Regions from separate parts of the Homo sapiens genome. Here region 2 is linked to region 1. The links are chromatin loops, found by intact Hi-C in ENCODE. Cell type or tissue: OCI-LY7. All regions are shown on one strand. Links, peaks and the distances in the headings refer to the core of each region. The heading gives the core; the rest is flanking DNA. Region 1 overlaps AMBN (ameloblastin). Region 2 overlaps DCK (deoxycytidine kinase).

Region 1 (2,928 bases), core at 305-2,804:
TCCTAAATAATTCCTCAAAGGCTGATTTCAAATGATGACAATAATCCTGGTTAAAATACCATAGCCAGGTGCGATGGCTGACGCCTGTAATCCCAGCATTTTGGGAGGCCAAGGTGGGTGGATCACTTGAGGTCAGGAGTTCAAGACCAGCCTGGCCAACATGGTGAAACCCCGTCTCTACTAAAAATACAAAAATTAGCCAGGCATGGTGGCAGGCACCTGTAATCTCAGCTACTCTCAGGAGGCTGAGGCAGGACAATAGCTTGAACCTGGGAGGCAGAGGCTGCAGTGAGCCGAGATTGTGCCACTGCACTCCAGCCTGGGCAATAGAGTGAGACTCTGTCTCAAAAAAAATTAAGAAATTTAAAAAAAAAAAACATCATGAACCCTACAGAAGTCAATAAATATATCAATCTGTTAACCATTATTGATTAGGTGCCTAATAAATACATAAACCAAATTGTGGTTTGGTAGTAAAAGCGAAGACATTTAAGAATGGCTCCAAGGATTGTGAAATTTCATCTTATCTGATTCAGATAGGACAAGACAACATATTTCAAAGTGCTGAATTGTGACATGTGAGTAATGAATACTGCGTGAGCTCAGAGAGGGGTGATGGCTGGAGAGGCAAAGCAGAGCCCCAAATTGTTGCGAGACTTCCTTGCTGGTCTGAGGAGTTTACAATCAATCTACAAACAATAGGGAGCCATTCACCAAAAGTAATTTCTACAAGAAGTAACAAAACATGGTGATTTTAACGGGGAATTTTTTCGTTTAATATATGGACTCAGAACCAAGATTTAACAGGGAATTTTAGTTCCAGGCGGTCTTCCACAGCAGGAGCATTACCACGAGGTCACATTCAGTAGAACAATAAATTATGTTAATGGTGACTGTTTCTTAACTTAATTGTTTCCAAAGTGGACTCCATGATGCAAGAATTTGATTGGCATTTTAATTAATTACCCTTTATCCTTTCATTAACTCGAAAAATATATTAGGCACCCACCATGGGCCAGGCACTTGTTAGGAGCTATGTTATGTACACGGGCTATAAAGAAAAACAAAACATATCATTCTCTCTCCGTTGACTGGGGGACAAAGATTTATAACAAATAATTATCATCCAGTGAGAAAGTGGTAAAATAAAGATACAGATACATACAGACAGCTATGGGAACTTAGAGAAGGACATGACTCATCCTACCAGGAGGTTCATGTAGCTTCACCTTTACGAGCAATGGTGGTCCCAAAGGAGGTAGGGGAGGCACACACAAGACCTCCCCAAACAACATTAACACTAACTGGTGCTTGCTATGTAAACTCAACTTCAAGACAAGTCTCCTAGCCTCCCTTCCAGATAGAAAGCGCCCCAAGCCCCTTTGTTTAGAAATTCTAGGCACCGTTGTTTAATGAGCCATCCCTTCCTAACACTCTTTTCAAATTTCTCTGCAGTATGAATATTCTTTGCCTGTGCATCCCCCACCTCTCCCATCACAGCCATCCTTGAAGCCTCAACAGCCAGGACTGAAACCTTTTCTCCAGTCTGCTGCTGCAACCACCAACCAGGCCACAGCACTGAAAGAAGCACTTCAGCCTCCAATTCACCTGGGACATCTGCCCTTGCAGGAAGGAGAACTGCCTCTGGTTCAGCAGCAGGTGGCACCATCAGATAAGCCACCAAAGCCTGAGGTACTTCCTTTCTCTTGAAGTCAGATCAGAATCACCAGCTAACCTAATAGAAGAAAACGAATTTGCAGGGCACTTTTAAATAATCGTAGCCTTCAGGCATAATACGTGATATAAATATATTCTTAATCAGTCTTCCACATCTGAGATTTATTTTTTGAGTAAAACGTAAATATCCATTCCTATCTTTTGCCATCAGAGACAGGGCATGGATTCTAAAAGATACTGTGCCTATAAAACTGGGTTTCTTAGTTGCGAAAGATGAAAACTCCCATAGGAAATAGAATAAAACCCCAGAGAAGTCCAGGTTTCCTATCACTGGTCTTTTTTGGTATTGGAAAAACTGAAAAAAGTGATTGATCCCTCAGCATAACAAGTAGGATTTTGCATTATTATCTCTCTGACAAAGAGGTGACCACTATGCAAAAAGTATCTTGTAATAATGTAGAGAAAAGTGTAATGGATTAAAAAAAAAATGAAGGTACCAAGTAACCAGTATGTTGTGGGCATTTATCATTCCCCCATATCACCCTGCCTACAATCCTATAAAAATATATATTATCAGCCTTTTTAAAGAAAGGAAGACAGATTTTGAGAAGTTACAAAATTTGCCCAGGAGTACACAAAAATTAAGTGGCAGAGCCAGGGTTCAAACCAACCAGGTATGTTCCAGTTCCAAAATTCATTACTTTCTAATCTGCAAGAGATAGCAAAGCCATGATAGATGTGCCTCATCTCCCTGCAGGTACATTTGAGTAATGTTAGTAAAAGACCATTGCAAACTCTTGGGTCATACCTCCCAAAACACTAAAAGAAAGTAAAATAATGAAACTCATTTTAATTGTTTTATTGTAATTGTAAACAAGATAAGGATGTGATCAGTTCACTTTGTCTATTTTTTTATTTTTAATGTCACTTTGTCTATTTTGTTTATTTTTTGACTGATAATTTTAATATTTATCTGTGATATAGCTCCCAGGAGTAGATTTTGCTGATCCACAAGGTCCATCAGTAAGTACAGATCTCAATGAGACACTTTCTGTATTTTATTTTTTAATTTTTATTTGTTCACTTTTTTATTTTTATTTGTATTTAACTACTTTGTTCATTTTTTACTGATAATTTTAATATTTATCTACAATATAGCTCCCAGGAATGGATTTTCCTGATCCACAAGGTCCATCAGTAAGTACAGATCTCAGTGAGACACTTCTATTTTTTATTTTTATTTTTATTTGT
Region 2 (2,928 bases), core at 260-2,759, 420 kb after region 1:
TTCATAAAACTAACCTAAATATTAAGATCTTACATTTAATCAGAAGCTTTCTGGTTTTGGTGCGTGCATTTCTATTGTTTCTGTTTTTTAATTCTCATTTTTTCCTTAAGTCACAGGGTAGGCACTGATGAATGTAAATGTTATGACTTCTGGCCTAAAATTAGAATACTGTGTTGCTGTCGAAGCTGGGTTTTCAAAGAAATTAGGTTTCCTATTCCAACGGATGATTTTGTTCTTCATTAAGTAAAGATTTTGTTCTTCATTAAGCAAGGATTTAGCAATTTTTTAGCAATTTCAAAAGTGAATTTTGAAATTCACTTTTATTTTTGAATTTTTTTGTTTTTAATTACAAAAATAGTAAATAAAAATGTGAAAAAGAACATAAGGAATATGAATAATTTCATTTTGCTTGAAACATTTATAGTCACTATTAAGCTAGAATTTAGCAAATATAATAATTTTGAAATTCACTTTTATTTTTGAAAAGGTTTCTTAAAGTTATGAAAATAGTACAAACACCAAAAACATAAATAATACTAATAATTTCATTTTGATACTGATAATTTCATCAGTATTGTTTCTGATATCTTTGGATGAAAGGATTGTTTAATTATTGAAAAGAGAATTTAGAGTAGAGTTTGAAACACAGTTTGTATGCTGCCATGGTCTTATGCATGTCATTTAGGTTGGAGGCTTTTATTTCTTGGAATGCATGAAGAGTTTCTCATGGTATATGAGCCCCCACAAATTATACGAAATTTTTTATGTATGTGTGCTTTTGGGGGACCGTTATCTAGAGCTGCACTGTCCAATGTGGCTATTTAAATTTAGGGTTATTAAAATTAAATAAAATTTAGATATTTAGTTCCTTGGTCACCACACTAGCCATATTTCAAGTGCTTAAAAACCACAGGTGGCTGGTGGCTACCTTATTTGATAATGCAGATATAGGACAGGCATAAAACATTCCAAAGTTGTTTTGGTTGTGCTGATATAGAGTTTTCATCACATTAAGAACCACTGTCTTTAGTGGTTTTATGTGAACTGAACATAGATATTTTGTAATCAAGGTTGGTTAACAGCAAAGTAAGATTATGTTTATAGATTGGCATACCTTTTAGCTGTTGTCTCTGAACATTTTAAGTAGATGTTTAATTTTTTTCTCCTTTTTATCAAACTTAGTATATTTCATGTGTGGATGGATACCAAAAATTTATAGGCTTATTTTTGAAAGTACTGCTTGGCTTAGAGCCACCAAGTGGCTGAAAAGCTCATGGAGGGAAAAATGAATTATTTCAGCTTTTAAGAAGTAATAAGTAGAGATTTTGGCTAGCGTGAGTAGAGAGACACAGAAAAGAAAATTTTGATGGCAGCAGACAAGAATAATTGTTCCCTGCCTTTTTCTTCCATCTCTTATTACTTGCTTTTAGACATGCTTACATAGAATATATTTACGGGGAAGAAATGAAGAGCAAGGCATTCCTCTTGAATATTTAGAGAAGCTTCATTATAAACATGAAAGCTGGCTCCTGCATAGGACACTGAAGTAAGACTTATTTTTATTTACTATTCATTTTAAATACCTTTGTTACCTTTGTTAAATTTTAATCTAAAATTTGGAAGATATGACTAGCAATATGTAAAATTTCCAGTCGTTTTGCTTATTGGTATCTTCCAGAACTAGGTATAGATTTTCATTCTCTTGATTGCAATGAGATCCTATTTACTTAAAGTTTTTATAACTAGTATCCCTTGGTGGTATTGATAGCGTAATATGTGAAATTTCACTTTAAGTGATAAAGTAGGAATATATCTGAACATTATTTAGGTACTCTTTCAGAAAGAATTTTGACTTGGGAGATTGTATAGCGTGGTTGTTGAGAGGATAGACTTTGTTATTAGTCAGATCTTGGCTCAAGTCCAGTCTTACTGGTGTGTGACCTTGGATAGCCTCTGAGCTTCAGAATGACAATTCTGAGCTTTAGTTTTCTCATCTTTAAAAATGCAGAAATTCCTACTTTATTGACTGCTATTTGTTTTTGAAGAGAATCATATGTTACAGTACCCAGCTGTATATATTTTGTACCTAAGTTTTTGGGCTCCATATGGTAAATCTAGATGAGAAAGAAGGGGCTGCCAGATGAAGTACTGCAAAGTAACTTTAGTGTAAATGATTGACAACATTTTGATTTTCCAAGGACATACGAATGAATTTTTAATGTTTCTCTCTTTTTTTTGTTGAATTTCTGATTATTTTATTAATCTCTCTTTTTAAACAGAACCAACTTCGATTATCTTCAAGAGGTGCCTATCTTAACACTGGATGTTAATGAAGACTTTAAAGACAAATATGAAAGTCTGGTTGAAAAGGTAGATTTAGACAGACTACAAACAAATATTTGTTTTTTCTAAAAAAGTGTACTGAGTGGTGAGAAAACAATTTTCTAACAGAAAAGCTTCCATAAAGTTACATTAAGAAACAGTTAAGAGCTTTAGAAGATTTTGGACTGTTTAAGATTCCAGTCCTGACTAAATTCTAGCTTTGTGGCCTGAGCTAAAATAAAGATCCTTCGGAATCTCAGAATCTGACAGATCTTAGAAAAAAATTAAATAAATAAAAATAAAATAAGGATTTTTTTTTATCCTTTAGTGCCTCTATCTGTAGGATAGGTAAAATTATAATAACAAAAATTCTTTCTCACCCCCTTTTTCTCTGCTTTGTCCCCATTTCTTCCTCTCTTCCCTACACCACCAATCTTTAGATACTTTAATAATAAACTGCTTGTGAAATTAAATTTATCTTTTTCAACTAAATTCAATATGGAGGATATTTAAAGTTACAGGATATGGATCTCATCTATTTTTATGTTGGCCAAAGTCTTGAGATTAAGGGATTTTAGTTTTGAGTTTCATTTGGGATCATGTCAA

Evidence for each region. Hi-C counts contacts between places; a loop is a spot of excess contacts. Peaks named below come from ENCODE experiments on the same cell type or tissue, not always from the same donor. Only the 100,000 strongest peaks of a DNase experiment are listed, where the experiment ranks them.
Region 2: it touches region 1 in a loop (3-fold over the local background); 10 of 110 quality-filtered maps call a loop at or near these places.

The regions. Positions count from the first base shown.
Region 1 is chr4:70,599,963-70,602,890 of GRCh38, forward strand. AMBN (ameloblastin) reads left to right here. Exons shown (of 13, transcript NM_016519.6): 6 at 1,456-1,692; 7 at 2,662-2,700; 8 at 2,836-2,874. Among named protein-coding and RNA genes, the nearest start is that of AMBN, 9.2 kb to the left of the region's middle. In OCI-LY7, for the core only: CTCF peaks have their summits at 1,654 (motif pointing right) and 1,861; a DNase peak (open chromatin) is centred at 1,659.
Region 2 is chr4:71,024,386-71,027,313 of GRCh38, forward strand. DCK (deoxycytidine kinase) reads left to right here. Exons shown (of 7, transcript NM_000788.3): 5 at 1,431-1,546; 6 at 2,280-2,370. Among named protein-coding and RNA genes, the nearest start is that of DCK, 32 kb to the left of the region's middle. In OCI-LY7, for the core only: CTCF peaks have their summits at 1,234 (motif pointing left) and 1,436; no DNase peak of the experiment used is centred there.